Linked DNA regions of Homo sapiens: regions 1, 3, 4, 5, 6 and 7 are each linked to region 2. A link is an interaction called in ENCODE POLR2A ChIA-PET data of the cell type or tissue named here. Cell type or tissue: MCF 10A. All regions are shown on one strand. Links, peaks and the distances in the headings refer to the core of each region. The heading gives the core; the rest is flanking DNA. Region 1 overlaps RAD51B (RAD51 paralog B). Region 2 has its middle 140 kb from the start of RAD51B-AS1. Region 3 has its middle 18 kb from the start of RAD51B-AS1. Region 4 overlaps RAD51B (RAD51 paralog B). Region 5 holds the start of LOC107984709 (a long non-coding RNA gene). Region 6 overlaps RAD51B (RAD51 paralog B). Region 7 overlaps RAD51B (RAD51 paralog B).

Region 1 (4,521 bases), core at 242-4,241, 71 kb before region 2:
CTGGAAATTCTAAGCTAAAATGGATTGGTCATACTGATACAATAATCCTTCAACGAAGTCCCTGAGTGCAGTTAGATTATAAGTTTGGCCAGGTGTAACTATAACCTAAACTAACAGTGGTATACATGATAGAGATGTACTGCTTCCTCCTGTAGTGCCGAGGAGGAATGCAGTCCAGAGCTGGTTTGGCAGCTTAGCTCTACATGTCTATCGAAGAGCCCAGGCCATTGACTTTTTGCTCTGTCACACCTAGGATGTTGCCGTTACCATGGTCCAGAATGGTTCAGCATCATGCCCTCCATCCCAGTAGCAGGATGTGCATGAGATAGAGAATGGTGGTGGGAGAGAAAGCATCCCCCATCCCTTAAGGACATTAACCAGAAGTTATACACATTATTTCTGTTTATATGATGTTGGCCAGTCTGTAAATATATGATCAGAAAGGCTAAAAATATAGTCATTAATCTGGGTGGCCATATACCCAGCTAAATTTCGGGATTTCTGTTATCATGAGAAAAGAAAATGAATATTCGGTGACACAGCCCTTTCTGAAGAGCCCAGTTGCAGAGATTAGGTGCAATAGTACAGACGTAAGGGCTGGGCTTGTTGCATAATAGAGTTATACTCTTAAAATGCAGCATAAATATTGTATGTATTGAAAAGTGCCATCAGGACCCTCTTTGGTTCCAGACTCTAAAGTAGAAGAGAAAGGGTATCACTTCACCAAGGATCAGCACCCAAAAATCTTGTTCTGCCCACCCAAAACAGAATCTCCTTCAGGAAGGAACTTTAGTATGTGTTTTGCTTTTATGCAGTATCCAGGAAAGAAACTTCAATGAGAGCTACTATTGCTTATAGCACAAGGCAGGGCATGAACTTGGGTCCAAAGTCATAGACCAAACACTTTTTTTTTTCCAAAATGTTTTTTCCTACCTCCACTTTTAAAAAAAAAATGAAACAAAATATCAGTTGAAATAACATTATTGAGAAAAACTTTATTCCAAGGCCTGGACTATAGTTAGACTGGATTTACATTTCTCTTTTAGAACCTGGAAGCCACTTGGCTATCTTTGCAGAGTTAACAATTTGCATTTGCAAAAATGGCCAGGTAACAGTACCAAAATATGTTAAATCAATTCAGGTTGTTGATTTTCTTTGAAAGTCTCTTCCAAAGAACTTCATGTTCTTTCTGGAATATGATTTAAGCTGCATTTCAGTGAGTTCAGTTCAGCAAATATTTGTTGAGCATCTATTGTTCACAAAGCATGGTGCTCAGGGGTCAAGAGATATAAGGCTGAAAAAAAAAAAAAAAAGGTCCCTTCCTTTTAGTAGCCCAGAATCTAGTTAGGAGAGATGTAGTTAAATAAGTTTAATCAAAAGCCAACTGTGATACCTATTACCAAGGTTCAAACAGTGGAATATAGAAGGATAAAGGGAATAGACTTATTCCAAGTAGGATGACTGAGGTAGGTTCTTGAGAGTACGTGGGACTTGGACTGGATTTCAGCTTGTGAATACTGACAAAAACCGCATTCCATTGTCTCTTGACAGAAGCCAATTTCTTTTGCTATTTGAGGATAGATTCAGGGACACTGGGGAATGCTGATTAGTTCCATCACTAATGCTGATTAGTAGTGAATGTTGAGTCATGCTGACTAATGTGTTCTAAATGGATTGACTCAACAATAAAGGCAACGTTGAGAGTCAAGAGTTCAGATCCTGAATTTCACCGATGAAGTGTAAATCATTTCGCCACTTAGTGCTTAATTTTTTTGTCAATTAAAATGTGCTCGTGGGTGAGAATCCAGTAAGTCATCTTGACCCATGAGGGCTTTACAAACTTCAAGGATAACAGACAGCTTAACAGCAACTACCAGGACAGGCTTATGCAACCTCAGGTTATTCATAGCTCACACAGAGTCAGAACACCCATCACATGCTGCTCGCCAGCCATGCGAAACTTCTGTTTCCTCACACATGCCATGAGAACTGACAAACAGTGCACTGAACTCACAAAACCCGACAAATAGAGGAGCTTTTGAAAAATCTTCCTATCTACCTACTGGGGTGTCTGTGTCTTTCTACAACAAATGTCGCCACAGAACTAAGGGCTTGCATTGCAGACACAGCTCTTTCTCTCTTTTGACATCTCCCCAGCTAGACTGCTTGAGAACCTGGCCTTCCATGTCCAGATGTTTACTGAATTCTGAAGCCCTCCCAGAGAGCCCAGGTTCTTTTGTTGCTCTCCAAATCATTTCCCACAGAGGCTGACCAGTGTCCTGAAGGAGCCCTTCAATAGGGAGGATAAATGAAGGCAGATGAAGACATGACCCCCTGAGGCTTGCCCACATCCACTGGAACAAAGGGTGTGAGGCACAACCTTGTAAGGAGTGTTTTGGTCAGCCGCGTCCCTATGCGAGGCCAAGTCTCCCCCACAGGGCTGCTTTCAATGGCTACCATCATAGTGGAAGTATTGGGCATTTGTTAAGGACTGTGGTGTGCTAGATATAGCACAAAACATCTAAATCATGGTCCCCTGCCTTTGTGAGGGCTTCCTGGCTACAGATGGCAGCTGGCTTTCTCAGGGGAAACTTGGGGGTCATAGAGAAAGCTGAAGAGGGGTGCTTGCTTCTGTGGATGACCTCTTCCCACCCAGTGCAGCGACACTCCCCTTTTGTCTATAGCTATCCTTAGTCAAGCCAGGGCTGCGGGACCCTAACCCACACTTCCGCTGTGTTTCTGGATCTCTGGTTTGCAAGGCCAGTGGCTCTGTGGGCAATACGTATGAAAGAGGACTGCTGTTGGAGGAAAGTTCCATTTAGGTTGCTGGTGGGAAGTTAGTGCATTTCATAACAATTTTTTTTTTTCAAACTTTCTCTTTTTTTTTTTTTTCCTTTAGGCCAAGAGAAGCCATAGGGATACTGTGACCTTTGTCTAGAGTTGATGGGGGTGTGATTTGTGAAATAAAACAGGACCGTACTGCTTGGAAGAAGGAAACGGAAGCTGACATAATGGGGATTAATTAGTTGATTGCTGTTGAGATGGTAACAGATTTGCTCCTAAACCATTGAGCTAGCGATTTCAGACCTAGCAGGGAAGGTGAAGATGAAGAAGCCTTTGTTCAGGTCTCTAGATGTGTAGGGCTGAGGGCTTTGCCGCCATGGGATGTCAACAGCCATAATAATAATTTGCACTTATATAGCACCTTTCAACCAGGCACCTCAAAGCGGTTTAACCACATTAATTAATTAAAGCCCACAATCCTCCTGGGGAGAGGAGGAGGATGACTAACAAGATTTGTAATTACAGGAGGGAACATTTCCGAATAAAGTATTGTCTACCAGATAAAAAGAGTAGGTGTAAAGGAATTGGGGTCTCCAAATAGTAACCGATTCAGAAATGAAATCATGGAATGATGTGGGAGGCTGGGGGCGGGCATGGGCAAGGGGGTCGACTCTGTGTCAGAGGGAGGTCGATGGGCTCAGAATTCACTGACAGGTTCAGATCCAGCCGAGAAGTGGAGCATGTATGGTATTAGTGGCATTTGAAGGTCATTAGTGGCATAACTATTGTAGTGTAAATTCAAGTTTTATTGGTATATTGTGTATAGCCCTGCAGAACAAAGACTGAGACTCATGCAGTATTTAATAAAGGATGAAATGATTTCTTTAGATTTAAAGCCCAAAGCTGGGCCAGTCAATTAGCAAATAAATCAATTGGTGACCCGTAGGATAATTTAGTCGTTTCCAGTAGAACACCCAGCCTACACACTCCTACTGCCATGAGGCTCTGATTGAAGCATCAGACTGGGTTCAGGGCAAGGTCTGGGGGCTTTAGCCCCTTCAAAGCCAGGCATTAAATCTTTCCAGCCTTTGGCCTTGTGACCTATCTTACCCAGGTTGTTAGTGACCTCAAGCTGTCCTCTGTAGAATCACTTTGTACCTGCTCCTCCATCAGAGATTTTTAGTGCATTGAGGGCTAGAATCAAGTCTCATCCTATTTCATGTCTCCTATGAGTGCCCAACAGAGTGCTGTGCACCAAGTAGGTGCAGATTGATGAAGATTGATGAAGAAAGACTGAGTCCTTTAACGACTCAGTATTTGTTGAGCGCATACCAAGTGCTCAGGTAAAGCTTGAAAACAAAGCTCAGTGTGTGCCTGCCCTCCAAAAATGTACTCCAAGGAATGGGAAAAGACTTACAAACTATTAACTATAATATAAAGCAGAATCACATCCAAGCCCCGGGCAGCAAGGGCAATAGGAAGAGCATCTTATTCAGCTGGAGTGAATCAGGGAAGGTATTGGTGTGCTGTGCATCGGAAGGCAAGAAGGATTTGGGTAGACCTGGAAGAGGCAGAGCAGGAAGATGTCCCAGGCTGTGACCATGTGTCTCCCTCTGAGTGAGGTACATTTTGAGAACTTGGGATGTTCAATAGAATGTTGGTGAAAACCAAGGTGAGTTTTCGTATTTAATCAGGAAATATACATTTCCTGTGGATTCTTATGACATGAATTGGTTA
Region 2 (4,521 bases), core at 241-4,240:
CCCAAATATTATGGCCACTGGAGTATTTGTAGGAAACAGTCTAAAAAAAGACAACACTCACTTCCCCTTGCTTCAGGCTCTTCACAGTCAACTCCACTGGCATGTTTCAGGCACCTGCTGTGTGCCAGGCATTTTTTTTCAGAATGGAACAATATTGCCCTTGTCTTTAATGCCTTAACTGTCTAGCAGGAAAGACATTATTATGAGTACCTGGGGCAGAAACAGTGTGAGAAACATTTTGGAGACCCAAAGGAAGGGGCCATTGTAAAGAAGTTCCACCAGAGTAGAGGTAAGAACGGGGACAGGGCATGCCTATAGACACCTATCCATCATTCGCTTGTCCACACATTGATTTCCCTAAATATTTATTATCTGCTTGTTATCTGCCAAGAGTGAAGGGCTTGGGATTCACAGATGAATAGGACATGGAATATAGAGTAGGGGGTTGGGCAGAAGAAGGGAGTGGTGGGAGAGGGAGTTGAAAAATAGATTGGGCCGCATTAGTAAGACTTTTGCTTGCCAATTTGGGTCTGAACTTTGTTCTGTAGGTAATGAGGAGCCTCTGAAGGTCTTTCTACAAGGGGTGGCACAGATACCTGCCCCACCCCATTATTTCCTACCCTGCAACTTAGAAGTATTTTATTCATGTATCTGTTTTTTAGCTTGCTTCTTGTTTGATTTCCCTAACTGGGATGTGAGTTCCACGAGGACAGGGACCCTACTGTATCCACCACTGTATTCCCAGTTCTGGGCACAAAGTCTGGCACACAGTGGGTCACCAGCAAATATTTTACTTACTGAATAATCAGATCTGTGTTTAGACAGTTGTCTCCAGTTGATACCATGGAGGGACATCCAAGGTTGGGAGATCCTGGAGGAAGGACTGGTAGCAGCAGAGAGGTGCTGAGAGCCTAATCCGGGGCTATGGTGGCATAGAAGGGAAGGGGAGAGATTTAGAGGACTCATCAGAGTTAACATCATCAGACCTTGGTGAGGGAGAGGGAGGGTCCAGAGGTTTCCATGTGGATGTCTGAGTAGCTGGTGATATCGTTGACTGAGAGAGAGGAGACAGGGTAGGAACCTTCAGGTGAAGAGGGGCTTGTTATGGGAAGTAAGGGAGCATAGATAGTGAGATCAGTCTTGGACATGTATGATTTGAGACAACCATAGAATGTTCCACTAGAGATGTCCAGTAGACAGTTGGAAATATACGTGGGCAATTCTGGAAGATGGCTGGAGCTGAGGTCACAGGCTTTTGGTGATAAACGAAGCCAACAAAGAGTAAAGTCACTCAAGGAGAGCAGACAGAGTTGAAAGAAAAAATAGAAGCCCCAAAACTGGAGGAATACCACTGGAGGGTGGGAAAGAGGAGCTGGGGGGAGGAGACAGGTGTGCTCTGAGAGGCGGGAGGAGAAGAGAAGAGGACTTCTGGCTACTATGGGATAGCATGGGCCCTACCTAGGACAGGGCAGAGGTCAGTGGGAATGGGAGCTGTTATCTTGGGCGACCAACTCCACTCAGTTCTTACCATGTTAATGTTAATGGCAAACTCTTGGCAATTCTGGGCAAGTGAGAAGAGCAGAAACACCTCTGTGCAGTTTATCAGGACTTTCTCCTTCTAGCACACCCTGAGGGTGAGGCCAGAATTAGTCATGTGCTGAATGGTCTGCCTATTTCATGATGTTCTCAGCTTGGAAACATTTTTTTTGTGCAACTCCAACTCAAGCACCAGCAAATCCAGCCTCTCCTCACCTCCTATTACAAATGGCTGTCATGGACTAGACCGGTGCCTAACAAACAGCCCACACTTCGGGATCTGAGTTCAGGTTCCGGCACGATTAGTGCAGGTGGCTTCTGGCTCTAAATCTCTCAGAGGAGACATCTTCTTCTGGGGGCTGATTCACACGTGAGTGCTGATCATGACCTTGTGTCGGGATTAACCTCCTTTCTCAGCATCTCCTGCTACATTCCATCTGTTTCTAAAGACACCTCATTCTGCCTTCCTTCCGGCCATCCACTGTTACCTTTCACTTCCTGTCGGCACGTACAGGCCAGGGACTTTACTCAAGTCACTGAACATTTTGGGGAAATGAAATGAAAACATAAAGAGAAGGCCAGTCCACAAAACAGCTCAAAATGGAGATGCTCTGGCTGAAGGAAGGAGTGTTGGGGTCCAGGAGCCCCGCTCACTCCTCAGCACCCGGGAGCATCACGGAATCTAAGGTGAACCTCCGGGGCAGGAGACACAGCACTGGCCTTAGAGTCCACAAGCCCGGGTTCCTTGGCCCTGTCTCTTTCCCTCTCTCTGTTGTCTGTAGCTCCCTCCTAGCTCTGAAACTCCAAGTACAAGTGAGCAGGTCATGAGTCACCAAGCCTCTTTTCCTGGGCGTTTTTCCTTCCGGGGAGAGAACAGCCAGGCTTGGACAAAAAGTGTTGGGACACCCTGAAGCAGAACACACTCCCTGTCATTCCTGGCCTCACTCTCCTCCAGAACGAAAGCACCCAGACCTGCAGGCCTTTTTTAGGAATGAAGTCACTGGTCTGTGTAGGTTGACAGAGTGTCCTTGGAAAAGGCTGCTTGGGAAGGAAACTCACAAGGCATGGGTATCCCCACTGGAAGAATCCAGAGCAAAACCCTTCTGGAAATCCCCCACCCCACATATACACAAGGAAACTCCATGGAAGGCATCCTGTCTTGGAGGCCTCAGTGGGTTCCTCCTGGAGAGTTTAAGGGGAGGGAGGCAGAGGAGGAAGGAGAGAAACCTAAAGTCAGCAGGATATTCTCATGTTCTCTCTCTGTTAATTGCCTCCTCTCTTTTTCTAAGAAGGCTGAGATACCGAGGCTTCCTCACCCACCACCCCTTCCTCTACCTCCCCTTAGTGCTGGGTGAGTTCATCCATCAGGACCCCTGCCTGGGACTGTCCTCACTCTCCCGCTGTGGCTCACTTGCCCCCAGGGCCCATCCCAGCCCAGCCCAGCCCTGCCCAGCCCAGCCTGCTGCATGCTTCTACCCCGGCTCCCACTCAGGCTCGTGCGTCACTGCTATTCATCTTGTTTAGTGCTTGGCTTGGCTGCAGATGCTGTAAATATGGTAATTTTAGACTCCCTGATTGGAAAGGATTGCAGAGCGGGTTGTGGGGGAGGACGGCAGTTTGATTTACTCCGCAGGAGCTGGTTCCGAGATGGCTCTCCACCCTCTGTGCACGCCTCTTCTCCAAGCTGTGCCCCATCAGGCCCTACTCTTAGTGTTGAGTCCTGACTTCTTGGGGTCTTGGGAGAAATGAGAGGGACAGAGTGGATGTCTGTGCGTTCTGGGCCTGAAGAATTGCTGGTTAGCACAGAGCATCACATGCAAGGAGGCCGGAAGTGTAGTCAGTGATGCGCAGGGTGGGCGTCCTGACACTGCTAAGACAATGCCCAAGGCTGATGACCCAGGATTATCCCCCCACCCAGGGCACACTGGGGATGAAGTGGGGGCTGCCCGAGGCCTCTGACCCCTTCTGAGCTCTCTCCCTTTTCTGTTCTCCTTTCTTTCCTGACCTCCCTCCATGGGGGGCCATCAGTCCCCAGGGCCTTCTGCCAGGCACTCACAGGGTTGTCAGCAAATCCCTCCTCCCACCCCTTTGTTGAATAAAGACCTAATTTGCATTTGATTACAGGACCCCTGAGTGGGTAGGGGTGTATTCAGATCCCCAGGGAGTGACTGTGAGGCTGGCATTTCAGGCCCTGGGAGTCAGAGTGGGAGCTGAGGGTTTTGAGCCCCAGGAGTAGGTCAGGTTCTTCAAAAGCCACCAGATAGTCTCCCAGCTGTCTGTCTTATCTCCTCAGGACAACCCTAACTCCAAGGCTGGTGACTGAGTCAGACTTGGAACATCCCCGTTTTTGAGCCACAGTCTATAGTCACAGAATGTTCCAGGGGGAGGGATGGGGGGAGAAAAGGAGGGCACAACTCACATTTCTTTGAGCCCCAAACTTCATTTGACCAGTGAGGAGTGGCTTGCACCAAATCATTGGTGCAGCTAACCACAAGAATGTTAGCTCTTATCTAGTGCTTCATCCATGCCCTGGACACATTTTTTTTTTTTTTTTTTTTTTTTGAGACGGAGTTTCGCTCTGTCGCCCAGGCTGGAGTGCAGTGGCGCGATCTCGACTCACTGCAAGCTCCGCCTCCCGGGTTCACGCCATTCTCCTGCCTCAGCCTCCCGTGTAGCTGGGACTACAGGCGCGCGCCACCATGCCCGGCTAATTTTTGTATTTTTAGTAGAGACGGGGTTTCACCGTGTTAGCCAGGATGGTCTCGATCTCCTGACCTCGTGATCCGCCCGTCTCGGCCTCCCAAAGTGCTGGGATTACAGGCGTGAGCCACCGCGCCCGGCCGCCCTGGACACATTTTTATAGAAAGATCCAGATGAAGGGAAAAAGAAGTCTGATAGGTATTTCTTTTTACTAAGTCATGTGGGAAGCTACAGCGGAATCCTGCCACTCTCTGCTGACTGATGGTGAGCTTATGTTTGGTGACA
Region 3 (4,521 bases), core at 367-4,366, 160 kb after region 2:
TGCAAACCTCACCAGCTCATCTTCTGTCACACCTGCCTCCTAGGAATACTGATGTGCTGATAGTTCTCTGCTTTTGTCTAGCACCATCAGGCCTCCAAGCTTTTGCCTGCCCTGTCACCTCTGCCTGGAAGGCCCCGTCTTTGGGCCCCGCACCACCCCTTTTTCTCTTCCTGGTTAGCTTGGATCATTCTTCAAGGTTCTAAAAAATAGATGCCTCATGAGAGACATCCAGGGGAACCCATATGACCTTCTCAAAAGTGTCCTTACCCAGGCAATATAGTACAGTGGCCAGAGAGCAGACCTGGAAACCAGCTGCCCAGGCCTGAACTCAGAATGTCAGAACCCACTACTATCACTACTACTAGGGCAAGTTACTTCCCTTCTCTGAGCCTCAGTTTCGCATCTATAAAACAGACATCATCAAAGTATCTCTTTTTTGGGGTGTGGTAGGGATTAAATGAGTCAATATATGTATAAATAAATACATGTACTTAAACATAAACTTACTATAAATGAATATAATAGAGACCCAATAAACTTGGGTTGTTATCATTTTTTTTTTTTAAGACAAAGTCTCACTCTATCGCCCAGGCTGGAGTGCAGTGGCGCGAACTTGGCTCTGCCTCCCGGGTTCACGCAATTCTCCTGCCTCAGCCTCCTGAGTAGCTGGGACTACAGGCACCTGCCACCACGCCTGGCTAATTTTTTGTATTTTTAGTAGAGACGGGGTTTCACTGTGTTAGCCAGGATGGTCTCCATCTCCTGACCTCATGATCTGTCCGCCTTGGCCTCCCAAAGTGCTGGGATTACAAGGGTGAGCCACTGCGCCCAGCCGGGTTGTTATCATTATTTAAGGATTGAGACCCCTTTTGATGTTTGCTGCTGTCAAGAAAATATGTGAGCACAGCTTCTTCCCCCACTTTGTTACCGCCCCACACACACTCAGGCAGGGGTCAAGGCCACCTGAGCAGCTAGATGCAGCCACTGAGGCCCCAGCCCCCATTGTAGAGCTGCTGCTTCTAGGAGCCACATGCCAGGGAGCAAGCAGCAGTCAGCACTGGAAACAGGCTACCCCAGCCTCAGTCTCCGTGGGTACCACTCAGGTGCCCAGCACTGCGGGAATCCCTGCCTGAGGCAGCCTGGGCTGGGAGTTCACACCTTGATGCCCCAGGGTCCTTGGATAGTGATGTGTCAGTAACACTTCAAGCAACCAGACGAGCTGCTCTGCAGGGAAGAAGCCCACTTGCAAGGGAGCTGGACATTCCCCCAGCCCTGGGAAACACAGTCCTGCTTGCTCTTGAGGTTGGGTCCCCATGAGAAGGGGGTCAAGAAAGGACCAAGAGCATCACGGGTTTTTTCTAGAGCAGAGGAGAGCCCTTAAAGCAAAGAGACTATCTGTACACGAGAGCCACTGAAGTGCAGAAGGAAGGCCAGGGGAGGGGCATGGAGGCAGAGACAGGGGTTCAAGCCCCAGCTCCCCTTCACTGTGTGAGTTATTTAATTTCCTGAGCTTTAGGCTCCTCCTCTCTCCTAAGAGGATAGCGCCACCTCCCTTAAGGGGTACCTGTGGCTGTATGGAGCAATGGGAGAGCAAAGAGGAAACCCTGGTGCATCCAGCCTTCCTTCAGAGACGGAAGCCACAGGCCCAGCCAGGAGATCTACCCAGGGTGGACCAGCACATTTCTGGGAGTCCAAGTCAATGCAGACAGAGGGCTCTCTAGGGAACAAAGAACTGAGAAGAGGAAAACCACCTCTGGCTCTTGGTGAGCCTGCCAACCTCCTGCAGCCCCTCATAGCCCAGGACCCCTGGAGGTGAGCCTGACTCTCAGCCCTGGCACTGGAGAAACTCACTCTTCCTTGCCCTATTGGTCCCCATTTCCTTTTTCCTTGGGCCCCTCTTCTTCTAGCCTGGGCAGAGCTGAGGAGGACAGTGGGGGTTCAGGCCGCCGCCAGGCTGGGGAGCTCCCTGCAGGGCTGGGAGAATAGGATGGACAGCGTTTTGCCAGAGCCTCATGGGAAGCTTCCTTTCAGGCAGCTGAACCCATTTCAGGGGTAGGGAGCACTGATCAGGGGTTGGGACATTGCCCCGGGAGGAGGATGAGGATGTTTCCAGGCCTCGGCTGACTCATGGTAGTGAGTATTAGTCACTCCCTCACAAGAATCAGCCCACATCCTCTAGTAGCCTCTTGTCTCCCAGAGGCCCCTGCCCCATGTTTACCTGCCTGAAGCTCCTCTCCCGGCCGCCCCCACCCACATCCGCACAGTTTGGGCAGACACAAGAGCCCCGCATCACTTTTCACTCGAGGCTCCTCTGAGACATCAGCTTCCTGCAGGAGAAATCTTCAGGGGGTTTCTCTTACAGATTTGGGGGTCAAAGACTGGGTTCCAATCGCAGCACTGCTGCCTTGTATCTCTGCTTCCTGGGCAAATTATGTCACCAATCCGGACTGTTGGGGATATTTTCCCCGAAGAGTAATAATAATATTATCTAGTAGGATTGTTGTGACAATGAAATCATATAAAGTGTGAAAGTTCCTGGCACAAAATAAGTGATCGATGCATGGTAATGAACACTATTATTATACATCAATAAAAGAAAAAAGGTCCCTTATATATAGCATTTTAAAAATAAGGTAACAAAACCCTTGGCCCCTTGGCCCTGTGAAACTGTGGGCTGACATGGAACAAAATAAAAGCAAGTAGAGGGCCAGGTGTGCTGCCTCACACCTGTAATCCCAGCATTTTGGGAGGCTGAGGTGGGAGGATCATTGGAGTTGAGGAGTTGGAGACCAGCCCAGGCAACATAGCAAGACTCTGTCTCTGCAAACAATTAAAAACTGAGCTTGGTGTGGTGGTGCACACCTGCGTCTGTGGTCCCAGCTGCTCGGGGCTCTGAGGTAGGAGGATCACTTGAGCCCAGGAGTTCGAGGCTACGGTAAGCCCTGATCGCGCCATTGCACTCCAGCTTGGGTGACAGAGCAAAACTCCATCTCTATTTATAAAAAAATTAGGAGATGGGGGGAGCAGGTAAAAGATTTCCTCTATTTTCATCCAATATCCCCTGGCTGTAGAAACTGCCCCGCAGCCCCCACTGGGGAGGTCAGGACAGCAGTGAGCAGTGAGACCCCGGACACTCCAGGGAACTGTGGCTCCGCAGGAGGAGCCCGGAAGGGGCGGAGAGGCCACAGATGTGGCTTGAGGATAACCATCCACTCAGGTGAGGGAAGCCCACTTGAGCCCACCTCTCAAACATAAGGCCCCCATCCCTGCTGGCCCCATCCCTTCTCACCGAAGCACGGTTTCTCTGCCTCAGCACTGCTGACACTTTGGACAAGTTATTTTTTGTTAAGGGGCTGTCCTGGCCATTGTAGGATGGCGAGCAGCGTCCTCAGCCTCTACACACTAGATATCTGTAGCACTCCTTCCCCCTGCCAGTTGTGACAACCAAAGATTTCTCTGGACCTTGCCAAATGTCTCGCCCTACACCCCCACCATGAAGAACCACTGCTGTGGACGGTAGGCTGGTCCCTTGGTCTCCCCACCTTCATCCCCCACCTCTCCTGGGCCTTCTCCCCACCTCACCCGAGCCTCAGGCCTGGCTGAGGTGTCTCCCCCAACACACACTAGAGGAGGCAGTGCCAACCAGCCACTGCATCTCAGGAAGGCCGCCTGGCCCAGTTGCTGGGAATCAGAACGGAGAGGCTGGCTCTGCAAGCCAGGACAGTGCTGAGTCAGGGAGCGATCAGTGGAGGAGTCTGGAGGGTGAAGGAGGAATCAGTGCCTCAGAGAGGAGCCAGGAAAGGCGGAGTAAGGCTGAGACAAGGCCACAGGTGGTGGTGTGTGAATCCTGACCTGGGCACTTTCTGCTTGGTCAGACAGTGACCTGGGGATGCCACCGGGAGCTGAAAGGTTGCTCAGAGCCCTAGTGGCATGGCGCTGCCTCCCAGCAACCCTGAAAAGTTCAGGCCCAGGCTCAGCCCCAAGAATTCAGGAGCCCCAGGCTGGATCAGGAAGGTGACAGGGACTGAGTTCAGAGTCTCGTGTGGATCTGGGGCCTCGGGCATCAAGCTCTCAGTGCAGTGGGTTACATAAGTGCTCTCTCTCCAGCAAAGAAAGAGAAGAGAGCCCTGAGAAGGAGGCATCAAAGGAGGAAACTGGCAAGCTTCACAGGGGAGGAGGCTTTGGAGCCAGTTTTGTCAGATGACAAGGAGTTCACCAGACAGAGAGGCAGGTGGAGGAAGGGCATTCCTGGGAAAGGGCGCTCACAGTCCACGTACAGGCAAAAGGTGCCCAAAGAACAAGGAAAGGTCAGCAGGTCCACTTGGCTGCTTCAGAAACCCTGGTTCAGCCCTTGAGTGACGGGGAGTGAGGGTGAAGTGGGTCTGTTTCCCATGGGAAAGTGGCTGGCTGGCAGCGTGAGAATAAATGGCCAGTTCACGTAATGTCTCCCTTCCCCATTCTCCCCATCAATGAAGTTCAGGTCACCTTGATGCAAGGTCAGCGTGTGCCGGGGTGAGCTAG
Region 4 (4,521 bases), core at 217-4,216, 81 kb before region 2:
TTCAAGTCAGTAAGACCAAGCTAGAATTCTGTACATTCTACTAGAGGTTGCTGCCCCTCACCAGGTTACTACTGACCTTTTGGTCACTCACAAGTCCACTTAATGGTATTAGCACCCAGCTCAACTTATCTTCACTTTATCCAGAAGGCTATCAAGAGAGTTTGTCACATTTTTTGCTGAAATCAGATATTTTTTATTGGTGCTAGCCCTCTGATCTATCACTCTGGAAGTTCTTTTCCAAAGAAAGGAAATGGAATTCATCTGACATAACTTATCACTTCCTTTTTTCTGACTGCACACAGATCATCCTTTTGATGACTCATTATAAATCCTGCTCCAGAAGGACAGTGCATTAATCAGTGACCTGTCCGAACTCTTTGATTTCCGGCAGAGAGGTCCCTCCAGGTGTGAGATCCTTTTGGCTGGGGTTCAGGGCTTGCTCATAGACTGGCTATTAGAAGGTGGAGTTAGCACCACAGAGTTGGAAGGCTTAGGCTCAGATGCCATTCTTGTGTCTCATTGAAATATTACATTCTTTTTTTCTGGGTCTCAGTTTCTGCAGTGCATAAAATAAAAAGGGTAATATTTTTAAAAATATAGCATGATACTTTATTTATTGCTATTTACACCCTTTTGGTTTCATGTCTAGTTGCTACATACAGACAACAAAGATCTGAGATTTTTTTATATGTTTAGTTTATTTTTACTGCTATTTGATCTAAAGGATTTACGTTTATCTTATCCATTTCCTTTTTTACCACTCTTTCTGGCACAGCTATAGTTTAGGCCCTTATCATCTCATCACTGAATTATTGGAGTTGCTTCCTAACTGGCCCCACATCTCCCATCTCTTGCTTCTCCATCTTAGACTCTTCAATCAGGCTAATTGCCTAGAACCTGGCTACTCAAAATGTAGTCTATGAACCACAGCATCATCGTCTCTTGGGAGCCTGTTAGAAATGCAGACTCTCTCAGGCTCCACTCAAAACCTAAAGAATCAGAATATGTAGGTCAACAGGACCCATAGGTGATGCAAACCCACATTAAAATCGAGAACCACTGTTTTTTCTTCTACCATGCCATTCCCCTTCTAAGGGATATCCTTAAAATTCACATTGAACCGGGCCAGGCGTGGTGGCTCACACCTGTAATCCCAGCACTTTGGGAGGCCAGGGCAGGCGGATCACGAGGTCAGGAGATTGAGACCATCCTGGCTAACACAGTAAAACCCCGTCTCCACTAAAAATATAAAAAATTAGCTGGGTGTGGTGGTGGGTGCCTGTAGTCCCAGCTACTCAGGAGGCTGAGGCAGGAGAATGGTGTGAACCCAGGAGGTGGAGCTTGCAGTGAGCCGAGATTGCGCCACTGCACTCCAGCCTGGGTGACAGAGCTAGACTCTGTCTCAAAAAAAAAAAAAATAAATAAATAAATAAATAAATAAATAAATAAATAAATAAATTCACATTGAACCATCTCCGAACTGTCTCAGGCAGAAAGCAATCTACCTTAATTTTCAAATGAGATATTTTTGACATGAAAGTGTAAATTCCCACCTATACTTTCTTCTCATTGGTTCTGAGAATGATGAATTAGTGTATCTAAATAACTTTAGAACATTTGTAAAAATTACTGCAACTCAACTGGAGACTTTCTTCTGGTAGGAGCCAAGTATATTGTTATTTGGTGAGTGAGGGTTAAGGGAACCATATGTGATGGGTTAGTTGGAAATGTTCCTATTATTTATTGTGAACTTATTTTGTGTTTGACACAGTGACAGGTATTTTGTATACTTAATTTAATCCTCATAATAATGCCACTTAGGAAGGTGTTTTTATCACCATTTTACAGGTGGGGAAACTGAGACTTAACAAGTTTAGGTTGTCCAGAGTCACAGTTTTGGTTAGAATTCAGGCTGCACTGTAGCATCAAAGATGTCAAAATACAGTGGTTGAGCCAAGTGGCTCTGCCCTGAGAGGACTGGTGACCCCGAGTGGGAGACACTGATGCTCTCTGAAGCCACCCAGCTTCCCTCTCTCATGCTGCCTTGTCATCCCCAGAGTGTTGTCCACACCCATTTGCTTGGATCTGGTTCCTGCCTTGGGAAGAGCGAAAGAGAAAGTGGAGGGCACGCAGTTTTCTTATGAAAACATAATCCAGAATTTCTACCTATCATTTGTACTCACATTCTGCTAGTCAAAGCTTGGTCACATAGCCACACCTACTTGCAAAAGAAGCAGAGAAATGTGGAAACTTGGGGAGTTATTTACTAAAGGGAAGAAGGGGAATGGCTGCTAGAGGAAAATTGTAGGCTCTGCCATAGGCTCCTAGCCAATCAGTGGAAGAGCTAGATTCCAAGCCTATGACTAAAACCTGTGATCTTTTCATCACATTTTCCCACCACTTCTCATAGTTGACAGCAAATATTTGTTGAATTAAGATAGGCCAAGATATTATATATAAGCCTTTTGATCATTTGAAATTGTTTCTTCCTTCTCTCTTGCCTCCCTGATTACCTACACGGTTCAGTGTTCAAACTGTCTTTGTTTCTGATAATGTTTTAATGTGTAAAACAGGAAACTGATAATTAATCTTCTTCAGTAGAAATACTATAATAAAATAATCTACTAATTATTAGAGGTTCTGTAGAACCATATGAGATGTGATAATGGCTTAATGATACTGATTTTTTTAAATGATCAAATAACCATCTCCTTTAAAATAAGTGTTGTCTTAGGAAAATGCCATTGCTGAAAACATTTTTTGATATTTTGGCTGGTATATCAGTTAACTCTTGCTGCACGCACTAATGCTTCATGACTCCACTACCAAAATCTCAGAGGCACACAGTGATATTTAACTTGTGTATCTGTGGGTCTCTAGGGGTCAACTCTTTAGCCTGAGCCTTCCTGGCCAACTCTGTTTCAGGTATCTATTGCCCTTCTTCTGAGATAGCAGACTAGCATGGACATATTTTTCTCTGACAATGGCACAAACGTTAAGAGAACAACTAGAAATACTTGAGGCTTTTTGAGGCCTCGGCTGGGAACTGGCACAACCTATGTCATGCCACCTGGCAAGTCATATGCCCAAACCCACAATCAAGGGCCATGGGAAATGCTCTACACCTTAAGTAATAGAAAATGTAGTCACGTAGTAGAGGGTTTGGTGAAGGACCAGGGCCAACAAAGAAACCTTCAATTGCTTTGCCTTTCGCAAGTTATTTTGAATATTTGCAGTGATAGTAAATCTTTTAAAGGTAGCTTTGAATTTTTTTAGTAAAACAGCTAAGTTTATAAATAAAATTAGAGAATCAAGCTAGGTTTATTTTTGGGCAGAAAGGTAGCTATTTAAGCATGTGTTATAAAATAATGAGACTTATTTCTAGAAGAATTGATTCAAGAATATGGCATTTGATGACAGAATAGTTGGAATAAGCATACAGCCTTTTAAGGTGACCACTTTGAAAGGATAACACTCATTTAAACATTGGGTTATAAAATGGTTTTTTTTTTTTTAAATAAGCCTTGTGACTTACAGTCCTATGTTACCACTTTGTCTCAAAGTGGGAAGGGGAGTGAATAGAGGCCCATCCCTGATCCTTTGACTAACCCTAGAAAAATGTGCTTTATGTGCAGATTCTTATTGCCAAGTCCCCTCTGGCTCCCTTCACCTCATTTGTCTACACCATCAAGGAGGAAGGCCTGGTTCTTCAAGGTAAGATCCTTGGATTAAGCCATTTCTTTAAGCTTATGCTCAGTGCTGCCCATTGCTAGTGGTAATTAGTGCTATGGTTCTGATAGAAGCTAGCTCCAGACAGAATCAAAAACCAAGATGCATTGGCCAGTGATATTTACCCTAGTGAGAGCAAGAGAGCGGCAGTTGTGGCAAGAATTTGACAGAGAAGATTGAGGTAGGGCCGAAGGAGACCTACAGAATTTCCTAACAGAATGAGACAATCAAAACATGAGGATCAAACCAAGAAAGCTCGGAATTGCTACCACCCCATTCCTCTTTGCAGATCCTATGGCATGAAGTGGGCAATGATTCTGACACCAGTGTGGAGGTGAGGAGCCAGTGCTGCCCCAGAGCCTTCTTGCTTAACAAGCTAAAGAACCATCTGGGTTGGCAGCCTCTGGGGCACAATGTCATGGCTCCATGAGCCCTACTTCCCTGACTCCTTCTGGTTATCTTGTTTCCTTTTCCTGTCCTGTCCTGACATGGTCTTCCTGCTGGGGACCAGACCTTTAGGACCTGCACCTTGTGACGTGAGCCCAGGACTTAGAAGGAGCTGAGTTCTTGCTTAGGGTATAGCACCCTGAGGCCACATCCTGGAACTCACTGATCTACAATGGTGATTCATTCTCAGATGCTAGATACGCCAGTGGTTAGGAAAGGCACCCGATTACAGGTCTTTCCAGAAAGCAATTAACATGAAGGGGTAAATTCCAGCACTGTTAGAAGAGTCAGCCCACAATGTCAGATGTACAAAACTGCTTTGTGGATGAGGAAGGATCTGCACAG
Region 5 (4,521 bases), core at 130-4,129, 230 kb after region 2:
ATTCTATGCTTTTTGGAACCATACAGCACCTTCTACATTGCATTAGTACCCAATACCCATTTACGTGTTGACTGATTCATCACAGAGGTCATTCTGAATTGGTTGCTATTGTGTGTGGCATTTGGGTAACACTTGAGGATACAGAAGAGGAGAGTTCTTCCAGGAGCATATGCAGAAACAGGAAAATGTATTTCCCAACAAAATTTACTTCACAACAAAAAAATTAGCCATCTCTGTGCCTTCCACTTCAACACGCACCCACCATTCAGTGCCATCCTTTGCAAGTGTTGTTTTAATGCTGTTATTAAGAATAGCTTATTTTGCATTTTCTCGCCAGTAAAATGGAAACATCCAGGCTTACTAGCCATCTCCTGGAGAGACCACAGAGAGCAGAAAGAAAGTATAAACTGATCCCATTTATAAAGTATATTTAAAATCAGAGAATAGTGGGTATGTTGTGGCTGAGCACACTATTAGATGGCTAAAACATATCAGGAAAGAAATCCTCAATTGTTCATTTGTGCCAGGGTTGAATGAGCTATATTTAACCTGATGATTATTTAATTAAATAGTTCCCTTGGAGTCTCTCTGCAGTCCTTATAATTTGTTATACAGAATACAATAGTAATTCATTTGCACTTGTATAATATTTACTCTTTGCTTCCCAGGGCTACTTTTTTTTTTTTTTTCAGTTTCGACAGGCCTAGAACCCCTAATAAAAGAGAGTTGAACAAACAGTTTGAGAACAGAGGAGTGAGTACAAACACAGAGTACTTGAATCACAAGATAGTCCAGCTGGAAGGAGCCTTGAAGATAACTGAATTCAACTCTGTCTTTTTACAAATGAAGCAACTGAGACCCAAAAAGGTCGGGTGACTCACCCCAGGACAAACAGCCGGAGAGGGGCCACATGTCCAATTCCTAATACTCATTCCACTACTCATTAACCTCAGGACACCACGGCTCCCTCAAACACCCACAGCCAGCTTTTGAAGGGCTAATCCCTTAGAATCGTGGGCTCTTAGAAGCTATGACACCTGTACCAATAGAAAAATCATCCATTCAGTAGGTAAGTGCCTGCTGAGTGCCAGGCATCAGCGTTGACATGAAATAGAACGGTGAACAGGAGGCTGGGCGCGGTGGCTCATGCCTGTAATCCCAGCACTTTGGGAGGCTGAGACAGATGGATCACTCGAGGTCAGGAGTTCGAGACCAGCCTGGCCAACATGGTCAAACCCTGTCTCTACTAACAATACAAAACTTAGCCAGGCATGGTGGCAGGCGCCTGTAGTCCCAGCTACTCAGGAGACTGAGGCAGAAAAATCACTTGAACCCTAGAGGTGGAGGTTGCAGTGAACCGAGATCGAGCCACTGCACTCCAGCCTGGGTGACAGAGTGAGATTCTGCTTCAAACCAAAACAAAACAAAACAAAAAAATTAACAAGAGCCCAGGCTCCTGCCTCACCAGATTTACCTTCAAGCTGGATGAGATAATGACAGACAAGTCAAGAATTAAATGAACTTGGCACTTTCTGAGAGTAATAAGTACTGAAATATTAAACCAGAATGGTAGATAGAGAGTGAGGAGGAGGGGGCTGCTTTGGATAGGATGTCAGAGAATCACTCTGCAATGTCCCTAACCCAGGAGAGGGAGAGTCGGGTAGGGGGAACACCTAGCTTTTGTTTGAACATTACTAACAACAGGAACTCCACTACCTCCAAAGGCCAGCTCAGTGTCTTAAAAAGGTCTTCCCCGGACTGAGCCAAAATCTGCCTCCCTGTGACTTCAAACTTCAGTAACTCATTCTCTGAGCATCACAAAAACCAGTCAGCTAATAAGTAGCATGTTCAAATGCAAAGCACATCCTAAATTAAGACAGTTGCTGCAATGCTTCAATTTGAAATAGCGTGTTTGGGAAAATACGACATACCAGGAGAATGACTTACATGTTCACATTCAGCCTGCAGTTCATAAAAGTGTTTAAAACCACCACTTCAAAGGATGTTCCGACAGCCAGCTTCTAGAGTCCCAAACCCGTCTGTGTGAGTCACCTGACATCAGTGACAGGACATACCAACTCCCTTCCGTCTGTAACTCTAGTTGGGGTTTTATAGCAACAACACTGCCAGTTCCGTTGCCCTGTCATTCGGCATGGCAAAGGAAATTTGGCTCTGTGCATTTTGCTTTCTAAGATATTCATGGAATCATGAAACAAACTACTCTTTGGCTCCCACCCTCTATCTCACAGAGAAGAAAATGGAAGCCTGGAAATAGAAAGTGACCATCAAGTTTCATCAGCAAGCAATGGCCAGGGTAGGACTTGTTCCCTTCAGCCTCCAAACTGGTGGCAGCTGCAACAATGCGTAAGCCCCAGGTTTGCTTGTATGTGGGGATGGACTTCTAAGCCTCCAGAGATAGTTAGTGCATACTTATGAAGAGAAAACCCAGCTCCCTAACTCCCTTTCATGTGAACCTGCACTCCAGCGATCTCCCCAGAAGGTCCCCAGCACCATACGCTGCTGAAGGGGTTTCCATTCAAGTGTGGGCACATTGTTTGGGTTGCAGGTGTCATCCGTTGTGTGGGAAGATGCAGCTCCTGCTCCAAACCAACCCAAAAGCTACAGGATGCACAGAGAGAAGCAGGGGTTAGGGACAACACCAAAGTTGGCACTATTTCAGCTTTTACCCAAGTCTAATAGTCTGACTGAACCAACTGCCTGGCTGCTCCTAATGCCTCAGAGCCCTCTAGGCTGGCCCAGTAAAATGGTTAGCAACAAAGGAAGAAAAACTGTTTAGGAGACAGGCCTTCCTGAGCCAATGAAGGAAGCCTCAGAGCCCTGCCCTCCTTCCCCCAGCTTGAGGCAGCTGGGGGAGGATCTGAGCGCTGGCTGTGCTGATCTGGCCGTGCCTCCTTCCTCCTCCCTTGCTGGCTTCTGCTGCTGGCTGGAGCTCTGAGAATCTACCATTTTTCCCCCTCTGAGCCCTGCAATCGCAGGAATAAATGACTTCCTTGAATGGAGAGGAACTGCTAGAATGCAGTTTAATCATAATGGACAGTATCTCTCAGAAAACAAGGCACCAAAAGAGGGAACACCGATGCCAGCAACCATGCTGGTGCCTTCTACAGCCAGCCCCAAGGTCACAAGTTTCAAGCAGACTATAAAGCTGCTAACTGATTAGAAAATAATCAGCTTAGCCCTTAGCAGCCTCCCTCCTGATCACACATCATGCAAGACAACACCCCTGTGAGTGATAAAATATGGTTTCCTCCACCCCAACCAGGCAGCAGCACCACTGAGACCAGGCGTGGCTTCAAAGCCACTGCTGCACCCAAAGGTGAGCCCAGCGCAGTTGCCAACACCACGTTGCACCTCAGCATTTCCGTTTGTAAAGGAGGCAGAAAGCGAGCCCAACCTCTGCTCACTACCCCAGGCCCCTGGGCTGCAGAGAGGGTGACCACATGTGATGGAGACATCTCAGGAAAGGACGGGCTGAGAGGAGAAATTCTCCTCCATGACTATGGGTCCCCAGGGGAGGGTGAACATCGGAACCTGGACCTGTTAAGTGGCCCATGCCATTTGACATCTGCCTCCTTTTAAAAGTGGAGGCTGAGAGCCTGGGTGTTGCAGCCCAACAGACCTGGGTCCCGGCTCAGTGGTATACAGCTGTGCAATTGGGAATAGCGAGTTCTCCCTGAGCCTGACCTTCCCCATCTGTAAAATGGGGCTAATGATAGCACTGACTCGCAGGTACTATCAAACGTAACCATGTGACGGAGGCCCAGCCCCCAGTGTGCATGGTAAGTCTTCACAAATGCTGGTTCATGTTATTATTTTTACTATATAAATTCAAGAGAACCACCTATAACGCACACACCATATGTGAGTTTGAGGCAGAAAATCGAGAGAGTGAGCCAAGGTGGCAAAGCACCACGTTTTGATACTCAAACATCTTTAGAGAAGGGCTCTGTCATTCTGAGGACTGCAAGCTGCTCCCACACTCTCAATATGACCTTTGTCTAGGGTCTTATCATTTCCAGAGCTCCTTCCTCTCCATTTCATCTGATCCTCACCACAGCCCTATAATGTGGGCAGGGTGAGTATGCTTCCTGTACCCCATGCGTAGAGGAGAAAAACAAGTCTCAGAGAGGTTAAGCAACTTGCTCAAGATCAAACAGCTTGAAAGTGGCTGAGCAGGATCACAAATCCAGGGCCGCCTGACAGGGCTGGAATGAGAATAAAGCAAGTCAGAAGCCTAGCGTGTGCAACTTCGGGAGACACTCATTCGTAAGACCCTGAGAGTAAGTATCTCTTCAAATTTTGCCCTGCTGTCTGACCCCAAGCCTTGGGCCCTTCCTAGAGCACTGAGGCTGAGCCAATTGTGCAGACACTGCACAGAGGAGGTCAGCCCAGCAAGAACTCACTCCCAGCTCCTTGGGGTGGCTGGATCTACTGGCTGAGCTGAACATCTTCCTGTGGAGCTCCAAGGACCACTTCCCAAAAAAGTAGAATGGAACAGAG
Region 6 (4,521 bases), core at 172-4,171, 290 kb before region 2:
CAAAAAAAAAAAAAAAGAATGTTCCTCATTGTAAATTTGGTCAAATTCTCCATTCCAAAAGGCAGAAAAATATAAAGAAGAAATAAAAATCACTTAGTCATAATTGTCTATCCAGAGATACCTTTAATACTGTAGTATATTTATTTCCAGATTTTTTCAGTGTATTTGTTTATTAACAAAATTGGTATCATGCCATCTGTAGCTTTTTTTTTCATGTAACATTATACTTAAGATATTTCCTCACATCCTTCAACCTTTCTTTTGGAAAAATTTTTCTGTATGTTGTGTTTTGTCTTTTGTGAATGTTTGTTTAGTTTTCTGTTCTTCGCGTTTCTATTGGAATGTTAATGTGTGTTTTTGTATTGGCTTATACAGTAAGGCTATTAACCTTTTGTCTCATATTTGTTTCAGTTATTTTTCCCAGTTTCTCATTTGCCTTTTAATTTTGTTTGTGGAATCATTTATATGCAAAAGTCTTACATTTTTTGTATAATCAAATATGTCAGCATTTTTCTTTATAATTTCTTTTAAGCAAAACACATTTCTTTAAAACACATAAAATGGTAGCTAATAAGTGATTTTGAAAAGTTTCCATTATTATTACTACAGCTTTTAAATCTGTATTTATTTATGCTTTACAGTAACCCCCCTGTGGGGTAGGTAATGTTATCTCCGTTTCACTGATAGGAAGTTGAGGCACAGAGAGTAATACAGATAGAAGTGACATAAATGAGATTCAAACTCAGGGTTGTGGACAGTACTCTTACTCACTAAATATATTGCTATATATTTTACTGTTATAATTGGCCTCAAATATTATCCTGCTCTGTCTTAACAATTACTAAAAACGAGAAAAATATGCATCATTTATTCTAGTTTTTCAAATAGTTTTATAATTAACTCTATTTTGTCTGGATCTTATCTTGATGTGCAGTGTTAGGTGAAGCTCATATTTAATTTTTCTATTTGTCAGTGTCCCCAGTATATTAGTGCCTCTTTAGGAACTTGGAAAGGACTTGCCTTCTCTAAGAAGCCTTTGTGATTAGTGCCACTTCATGTTACTTGTTTCTGCAATTGTTTATTTCTTCAGAATTGTTGGTTTCTCAGCAGCTTTGATCTGAATGATTTTGTGGAATCTCATGTTGCTCCTAGATTAAAAGATTTATTTTAAAAAAAGAGGTGCTGTCTCTTCAAGTCGTTTCATTCTTTACATAAGAACAGGGTGGGAGGTTCTTGTCCTAGTTAGCATCAGCCCCTCTCCCCCAACCCTCCACAGTCAGCAGATCCATGAATTTAGATGAGAGGAAAGCCACATCTCCATTTTCACTAACCTTTAACTGAAATTGATTATTTCCTTCAATTTTGATTGTGGGCAAAAAACCACAGTAGTATTAGCTGTTCCTGGGACTTTAAACCACAGATCAGATAGTTAATCTTGCATTTCAGTTGTTCCAGGTACCTTTAAATATTCTTTATACGCATCACTACTTTGACAATATTGTAGTTGATCCACCACTAGATTTTGCCATTAATGCATTAAGAAGCACATTCATTAATATTTCAAATATTCAAAGCTATTTTGGAAACTATATTTCTATAAAATTAGTTTTCTTTGTAATCCTATATGTTTTATTTACTTAAAAGTGTATATATTTTATGCACTTAGAAACATTTTTCTGAGAAGGGCTTATAGGTTTCACCAAATCACCAAAGGGATCCATGATAAACACTGTGAAGAGTTCTTGTCTGTTTGAATACAAGGCATACCATTGGGCCTTGTAAATTACCCACTGGGTACTGAGTAATCAAGAGGCAATTTAGGAGGAGCTGGAAAATAGTCCAATATATTCCTCTCTAGTGCTTTGATTCTTTCACTTCTGGAATAATTCTCTTTATAGTCCTAAAGAGAACTGTGTATTCTCTTTTTCTCCATCTCCTTTGCCTTTCATCCTCCCCTTTTCCTCTTTTTCACTTAGTATTTTCTTTCTTTCACATGCTCCCTTTTTTTTCTTTCTTTCTCATTCTCTTCTTCCTTGACTTTGCTCTTTTTCCCTTTTCTTCCTCTTCCTTTTCCTCTCTCCCCACTAAAAACATTAATATCTTACGGAGTTTGTGTTTCAACTATTTTCAGAAAACTTTTTCTCTTTGTGGTCTAAGAAAGAGTTCAAAGACAGAGATAAACAAAAAGAGTTGACAGAAAGAGTTAATAATATCAACAAGAAGTTGAAAGCAAGATTTGTCAAAGATAAACATAAGGTAATTATCTGGAAATAGTTGACCTTAGAGGTCACCTGCCTGGTTTGCTGGTCTGGCCCCTGGGAAAGCCCTTGTACCCTGGTTCTGGTTCCATCATTCCAAGTCCTACTTTCATACCTTAGTTACCTAATTCCTTTTATAAGACAATCATTCACACTAATTTTCAAAGTCCCACAAGGAGGGACTTGTTTTGAGACAATGAGGCAATTAGACTGTATTGTTGAGTTACAGTCATTTCTTTGAGATTAGTTCGAAAGTATATATATTCATGGACAAAAGTTATCACATAATTTTCTCACCTAAAGTGGAACTTTTGATACCTGTAATAAGTTAGTAGTTTCTCAACTGCCCATACCATGATCTCACCTATCTGCTGCAATGTAATAGTCATTGTTCATGGATGCCTATTTATACAATGTGTATTGCTACAGAGCTTTTCCTTCTTAAAGTAATTTCTATGTCTGGGATGATGCCATTTTTCTACACTAAAAACATTAGCTCGTCTTACAGCTAATATAAGCTGAAAATTAGAGGTGCCTGGGGGAGGGAAATGAGGCAGATGGATTGTTTACATGAGTGCTATAGTTTCACTTTTTATGCACCAGTCACCTTGGAAAAATTAATGCCCTGTAAGTTTGCCAATCAGATTGCTCCAGTCATCTCTAAACATTCCATTTGGTTTATTAGAATAATAAATACTGTGCAAAAAAAGTTCATCTGGATCCAGGATATTATACTGTGGTCAGTGGAAGAAATATGTGCTGCACCTTACCTCTGACTAGATTTGGTCAGGTGACACAGTGAGCTTGACAAAGGGATACAGATTTACCCTATTTGGGTGTTGAATCTGAGGACTAGTCACTGGAGTTACAGCCTTTAGAAATCTTTGTCACCTGTCCAGGGCTGGTGCTGGTGGCCTCTTCACTGGCCATTTCTGTCATGCACCTGACCATTTGATGTCTGCTGAGTGGTCTATTAAGAAAGGATTAAAGGATCTCTCTTCATCCTTCCAGGTGGATTCGGGTGTCTGTAGTCACCCAGAAAAGACTTACTGGAAAGTCCATTAAAGGTGTCATCTAATTTGATGACGATGACTCTGAATTAATTTCAGTTGGGGAAGCTTCCATTTTTATGTCTGGCTTTTAGGTCCTTCCATGATATGTCCCTTCTTGTCTCATCAGACTCATTCCAGTGGATCCCCAGGAACAGCTCTACTGCTCTCAGCGAAAGAGGCCTGAAGTCACACTGCTTGGTTGATCTGTCGTGACATCCTAATATTTTCTCTCAAACTGTTTTCTTTCGTCCTGTGTAAACTTTGCTTTTTCTCTGAGGCCTATCCTAGTGTATTTCCAAGGCCCCAGGTTAAATCCCACCTCCTTCCCGAGCCTTTCCTATTGTCTTACTCACTTCACCAATCTCTCTTGCCCCTAACCTTCTACAGTTCTGAAACCCGATACAAAAAGAAAAACTTTTGGCACAGGAAGCGATTGAATAGAATCAGATAAATACTAAAGTCATAAACATAAAATCTGGATTTATTCATATAAGGGATATTAAAGTTAAAGTTAATATACATAAGTATATTTCAAGAGCAAAGCTCATATTTTAACACTTTATTTCTGGAGTATAGGTTCCAGGAAAAAGGAATAAAATCTGTAATTTTTAAAAAGGCAATTACAGAATGTCCCCTGCACTAATCAAATTAATTGCAGCATTAAAACATGGATGGACTTTGAAAACATGCTGAGTGAAATAAATCAGACATTGAAGGATAAATGTTGTATGATTCCACTTATATGGGTATCTGGAATAGGCAAATTCATAGATACAGAAAGTAGAATAGAGGTTTCCAGGAGCTTGGGGAAGGATGAATGGGGAGCTGTTTTTTAGTGAGTACAGAATTTATTGGGAATAAGAAAACATTTTGAGTAGATAATGGTAATAGTTATGTAATGTTATGAATTAATTTAATGTCACTGAATTATATACTCATAAATGGTTAAAATTATAAGCATTACGCTACATATTTTACCACAATTAAAAAAGCAATGGAACAAAAAATTAAAAATTAAAATAAAATTAATTGCACCATTATTTGTAAAGGGAAAAAACTCCTTCAGTGTCTAAAAATGGAAGAATTAAACTGTGACATGTGTAGTATACTATTTATGCTCAATTGATAATTTAAAATTAAATGATTTTGTATATTAATAAGAATTTTTACATAATGTTAAGCAATTAAAAACAAAATATAAAATTATTAAA
Region 7 (4,521 bases), core at 137-4,136, 88 kb before region 2:
AAGCTGATATTAATGTAGAAAGAATTGGTGGCCCATATTTTTGACTGTATAAATTTGCATACTACCATATATTTGTAGTTGATAAGTTTTCTCTGATTGTGGTATAATTCAGGAAGAATTACTAATACTTTCTTTTTTTTTGAGACGGAGTCTAGCTTTGTTGCCAGGCTGGAGTGCAGTGACACAATCTCAGCTCACTGCAACCTCCACCTCCTGGGTTCAAGCGATTCTCCTGCCTCAGCCTCCCGAGTAGCTGGGATTACAGGCACGTGCCACCACGCCCAGCTAATTTTTGTATTTTTTTTTTTTTTTTTTTTTAGTAGAGACAGGGTTTCACTATGTTACCCAGGATGGTCTCAATCTCCTGACCTCGTGATACGCCCACCTCAGCCTCCCAAAGTGCTGGGATTACAGGCGTGAGCCACTGCGCCCAGCCCTAGGAATTATTAACACTTTCAAACCACATGTAAAGTTCACTGAAAAAAAAAAAAAAACCAACATGGTTTTTAAATTGTGTTAATAAATATTAAGCTTGTAGTTAACTATATGCATGCTAAAGTAGTTAGAGAAAAGTGTACTGATGTTTGCAATTTACTTTGAAATGTAATAACAACCAGAACAAAAAATAAGATGGGTTGATAGATAAATAGATATGTGCTAAAAAACAAGTGTAATAAAATTATTTTGGTCTTTTTGTTTCCGTTTTTTGAGACAGGGCCTTGGTCTGTCACCCAGGCTGGAGAGCTAATCATAGCTCATTACAACCTCAAATTCCTGGGTTCAAGTAATAAAATGTTAATGGCAGAACCAGTTGATATGTTTATGGGTATTCACTATAAAATTCTTTCACTTTTGTTTTATGTTTGAAAAGGTTCATAATAAAATGTTGAGGAAAAAACCGTAAACTCAAAATGTCATTCTGACCCTGAACTATTTACTATTCCATAATTTACTAAGTTAACATCCTACTGATCAGAAAAAATTAATATTTTCTTTAAGGAGCCCTAGCTCTTTTCTAGGCAATACTTTCTTATACTTTGGGAACTTGATGTGTTATATTATAGGTAAACATTTTGAAAACAATCACCAGAGAGGTGTTATACAAGAGCATAATGATATTCTATGAGGAAATAGGATCTTATAACCTCAGGGTCAAAATTCCTAAGAGACTCTTCCCAGAGACTACAATTATATTATTTATATATCATATTATTATATTGTATATTATTATTTATATTATATTTTTTAGGGATTCAGATCAGCTTACTTTATGTCCCCTAATTTCTGTAGAAAAACTTGGGAAGTAGGCCACATGTAGACAAATTAATAAATTCATGCCTGCTCAAATACAGTTCATTTTTCCATCCTGCCATTTTCCAGCACTGTATTACTTCTACAGATCTTGCTCTTCTATTATGAGAAGGCAGTTTAGATGCCGCTAAACTCATTCTCTGCTCTGCCCGCATAATCCTGCAAAGCTGCTGGTGTTGAGGCTTCAGTGTTCCATGCAGAGTGATTTTCCAAGTGATGAAGCAGATTCTAATCAGTCTAAGATCCAACTACAGACTGGGAGTTGGACCTCTGCCACCTTTCCCTCCAGCTCTCGCAACACAATGGGGAATTCCTGTGAGGATCACTGGGTACACTTCAAGCTCCCCTGATCCTATGGCCTCATTCCAGTCACAGATCTTCCTGTCTGGAGCATTTCCGGCCCTTCTGTCCTTTGGCTTGGAGAGTTCAGCTCAACCTGGGAAGGGACAGAAGACTTTGGGGTTATCAAAAGCCTGTTGAATTATCTGATGCAAGACTAACTGGTTTGTTTGCCTCCCTGGCTCTCTTCCTGAGCTTCAAAGCAGCTGAGAAAACAACTTTTTTCTAAGTCTTGGACAAGGAGGAAAACCCTGGCATGAAGGATTTCTGTCGCAGACACTTGGCATAGCTAGAGGAAAGGTTTGTTTAACTTACCAATGGGTTTTATTAGCCTAGGACTCCAGTTGAAGTGAGATAATAGGGTCCCTGTAGAAGGACATTTCAGTCAGTGGGCTTCCTCCCTAATTTCTCGACAGGACCCTTGCATGCAGATGAAAAGCATCAGACACATTCAACAAGGAAATCCCCACTGAATTTATCAACGACCACGTAATCTTGCTGATCATGAGGGAGACTGAGACAGGATTAAAAAACTAGCAGGACAGGAAATTGTGTATGGATGCAAAGTCATATTGGGGAGCTATCTACTTCAATTGCTTCTTGCTGAACTTCTCTTTGCTGAACGTATTACATTGTCTCTGGGCCCCACATCTTATAGCAGATAGCAGGGATAGAAAGAAAGCCAGTCCTACCACCTGTCCTTACAGGAAGAAACTCTTCTGCTTATACTTTTCCTCTGCCAGGTCATTTCACTCTTCCTTTCACCTCCCAACCAATGTGAGATTTGGGGTTGGGGTGGGAAGGGGAAGGAAATAGAAGAGAGGAAGAATTCATGACTGGTGTACAGGAAGCCTTCCTGGCACAGGAATTAGAGAAGAGAAAGTAGAAGAATCAGTGCCAGCTTACCCTCAGCCTCATGGCCGCCTATTCATGTCTGCTTTCCTGGGCCACATAGGCAAAACTCACTTTTTCCTAAGGTTGGGGCTGTATTGCAGGAACTCATGTAAACTGCCAGGACCAGAAGTCTATAAAAGCAGCCTCCAGGCCGGGCACAGTGGCTCACACCTATAATCCCAGCACTTTGGGAGGCTGAAGCAGGTGGATCACCTGAGGTCAGGAGTTCGAGACCAGCCTGGCCAACATGGTGAAATCTGGTCTCTACTAAAAATACAAAAAATTAGCTGGGTGTGGTGGCAGGTGCCTGTAATCCCAGCTACTCGGGAGGCTGAGGCAGGAGAATCACCTGAACCTGTGAGGCGGAGGTTGCAGTGAGCCAAGATCACACCACTGCACTCCAACCTGAGCAACAAGAGCAAGACTCCATCTCAAAAAAACAAACAAACAAAAGCAGCCTCCAGGGTAGCCTGTGCCCAAGGTTCCTGACATCTCTGTGCTGCCTGCTCCACACTGGCCTTCCTAGCCACCCATGGAGAAGGACTGGGCTGGGTTGCCTCAGATGAGGGCCACACCTATACTTTAAAAAGGAGGACCCAGACACTATCCCTAGAAGGTGTCGCCATCCTGGAGAAGGCCTGGGGTGACTATGCCCAGCACTTTCTGTTCTGTGGCTCCTTTTCCACTTTCTGAGCCTCTTGGAAGTGGGATCAGGCCAGGAAAAACATGTGATGCTATAGCAAGCTGAAACCAAAGACTTGACTTTGGGCCTGGCCAAGCCAAGAATCTTGGCAGTGATTGACTGGGAAGCCTGCTGTTTTCTATGGCATTTTCTGAGTCCCCTAACTCTGGGAAGAGGGAACCAGATAAGTCCTAAAAATGGATATGAATCAGTAGAGCTTCTGTGGGTCATCAATTTGTGCATTTATTCACTCATTCATTCTTGTATTTCATAATGAAGCTTCTCTTACGTATATAGCACCACACTAGAGGTTTGTGGGACCAGAAGGAGCAGCAACAACAAGAATGGGTCAAATAGATTATGTTAAATTGAGGTAACATTAACCATAAAACAGTAAAGAAAACTAATAATTAGAGAGTACAGATAAAGTATGAAGAGATTAGAGAGAGATGACTTTAGGCTGGAGAAATCGGCTGAAGCTTCTGGAAGAGGTGACATTTGTATTTAGACTTTCAGGGATGAAGGGCAGAATGAAGACTGCCAGTGTGGAAGCTTGCGAACAGCTGAGGCAGCCCGCACGGATACCCTGTCCAGCTCCCTTCTTTGTCTTGAATCATGCAATATCCATGCAGGGAAAAAAAAAAAAAAAAAAAGCCCTTATTTGCTGTTATGTATCCTGCCTCATTTAATGTATTATCCCAGAAAAGTAGATTGAGTTGTATGTGGCAGATTGGGAGCTGCCATCATGGTGGTTAAAAGTACAGACCAGGTAGTACAGAACCAGGTAGCCTGGGTTGGAACCCAGCTTCAGTACTTATAAGCTACCTACCTTTGAGGATTATTGTGAAGATTAACGTCCATTGGTTGTTGTTGTTCTCATCAGCATTATTACTGTAGGAACCCTGGAAGTCTCCCCTACCCACCCAAGTCCTATTGCACTTTCTATCATGACAGACCATTTCTCTTTTTTGAGAGTCTTATATTACAATGCAGACACACCTGAGAGGGCTAATGCGTGAAGGTTTACCAGCCCTCACTTTAGGGGTAGAGATAATTAGCTGACAGCTTATTTACTAAGAGCAAAATAGAAACCTGGGGAGAGGGACATAAAAGAAGGAGGAGAGAGTTTACAAGGAGAAGCCCATGGGCCCCAATGGCCAATTTTCCTTCCACGCTTTATTTAGAGTACATAGGCCTCTGTGTTTCTACTTGTCATTGGAGAGAAACCTCCACACACCAGCATAGGGATGAAGTGAAGAACAGTGAGGAAGATGCCTGCCCATCATTCTAGGAGC

Evidence for each region. ChIA-PET counts read pairs that join two places held together with the same protein. Peaks named below come from ENCODE experiments on the same cell type or tissue, not always from the same donor. Only the 100,000 strongest peaks of a DNase experiment are listed, where the experiment ranks them.
Region 1: POLR2A ChIA-PET joins it to region 2 with 15 read pairs; 9 of 35 experiments call an interaction of 5 or more read pairs at or near these places.
Region 3: POLR2A ChIA-PET joins it to region 2 with 10 read pairs; 2 of 35 experiments call an interaction of 5 or more read pairs at or near these places.
Region 4: POLR2A ChIA-PET joins it to region 2 with 25 read pairs; 7 of 35 experiments call an interaction of 5 or more read pairs at or near these places.
Region 5: POLR2A ChIA-PET joins it to region 2 with 16 read pairs; 21 of 35 experiments call an interaction of 5 or more read pairs at or near these places.
Region 6: POLR2A ChIA-PET joins it to region 2 with 28 read pairs; 2 of 35 experiments call an interaction of 5 or more read pairs at or near these places.
Region 7: POLR2A ChIA-PET joins it to region 2 with 15 read pairs; 6 of 35 experiments call an interaction of 5 or more read pairs at or near these places.

Annotation. Positions count from the first base shown.
Region 1 is chr14:68,474,749-68,479,269 of GRCh38, forward strand. It overlaps RAD51B (RAD51 paralog B), which reads left to right. Exons shown (of 11, transcript NM_133510.4): 11 at 2,900-3,345. The coding sequence ends at 2,916. Among named protein-coding and RNA genes, the nearest start is that of RAD51B-AS1, 210 kb to the right of the region's middle. RefSeq lists enhancers at 1,396-2,595, 1,592-1,811. In MCF 10A, for the core only: no CTCF peak of the experiment used is centred there; a DNase peak (open chromatin) is centred at 1,923.
Region 2 is chr14:68,545,336-68,549,856 of GRCh38, forward strand. It overlaps a transcript of RAD51B not described here. Among named protein-coding and RNA genes, the nearest start is that of RAD51B-AS1, 140 kb to the right of the region's middle. RefSeq lists an enhancer at 2,142-2,733. In MCF 10A, for the core only: no CTCF peak of the experiment used is centred there; DNase peaks (open chromatin) are centred at 1,666, 2,406, 3,076 and 3,926.
Region 3 is chr14:68,701,176-68,705,696 of GRCh38, forward strand. No RefSeq gene overlaps it. Among named protein-coding and RNA genes, the nearest start is that of RAD51B-AS1, 18 kb to the left of the region's middle. RefSeq lists an enhancer at 3,696-4,219. In MCF 10A, for the core only: no CTCF peak of the experiment used is centred there; DNase peaks (open chromatin) are centred at 2,116 and 3,726.
Region 4 is chr14:68,464,537-68,469,057 of GRCh38, forward strand. RAD51B (RAD51 paralog B) reads left to right here. Exons shown (of 11, transcript NM_133510.4): 10 at 3,636-3,714. Among named protein-coding and RNA genes, the nearest start is that of RAD51B-AS1, 220 kb to the right of the region's middle. In MCF 10A, for the core only: no CTCF peak of the experiment used is centred there; DNase peaks (open chromatin) are centred at 425 and 2,235.
Region 5 is chr14:68,778,135-68,782,655 of GRCh38, forward strand. LOC107984709 (a long non-coding RNA gene) reads right to left here and starts at 2,063. Exons shown (of 2, transcript XR_001750793.2): 1 at 1,948-2,063. RefSeq lists an enhancer at 2,644-3,145. In MCF 10A, for the core only: no CTCF peak of the experiment used is centred there; a DNase peak (open chromatin) is centred at 2,017.
Region 6 is chr14:68,253,080-68,257,600 of GRCh38, forward strand. The region is part of intron 7 of RAD51B (RAD51 paralog B); the gene reads left to right. Among named protein-coding and RNA genes, the nearest start is that of RAD51B-AS1, 430 kb to the right of the region's middle. In MCF 10A, for the core only: no CTCF peak of the experiment used is centred there; no DNase peak of the experiment used is centred there.
Region 7 is chr14:68,457,477-68,461,997 of GRCh38, forward strand. All of the region lies in intron 9 of RAD51B (RAD51 paralog B), which reads left to right. Among named protein-coding and RNA genes, the nearest start is that of RAD51B-AS1, 230 kb to the right of the region's middle. In MCF 10A, for the core only: no CTCF peak of the experiment used is centred there; a DNase peak (open chromatin) is centred at 1,655.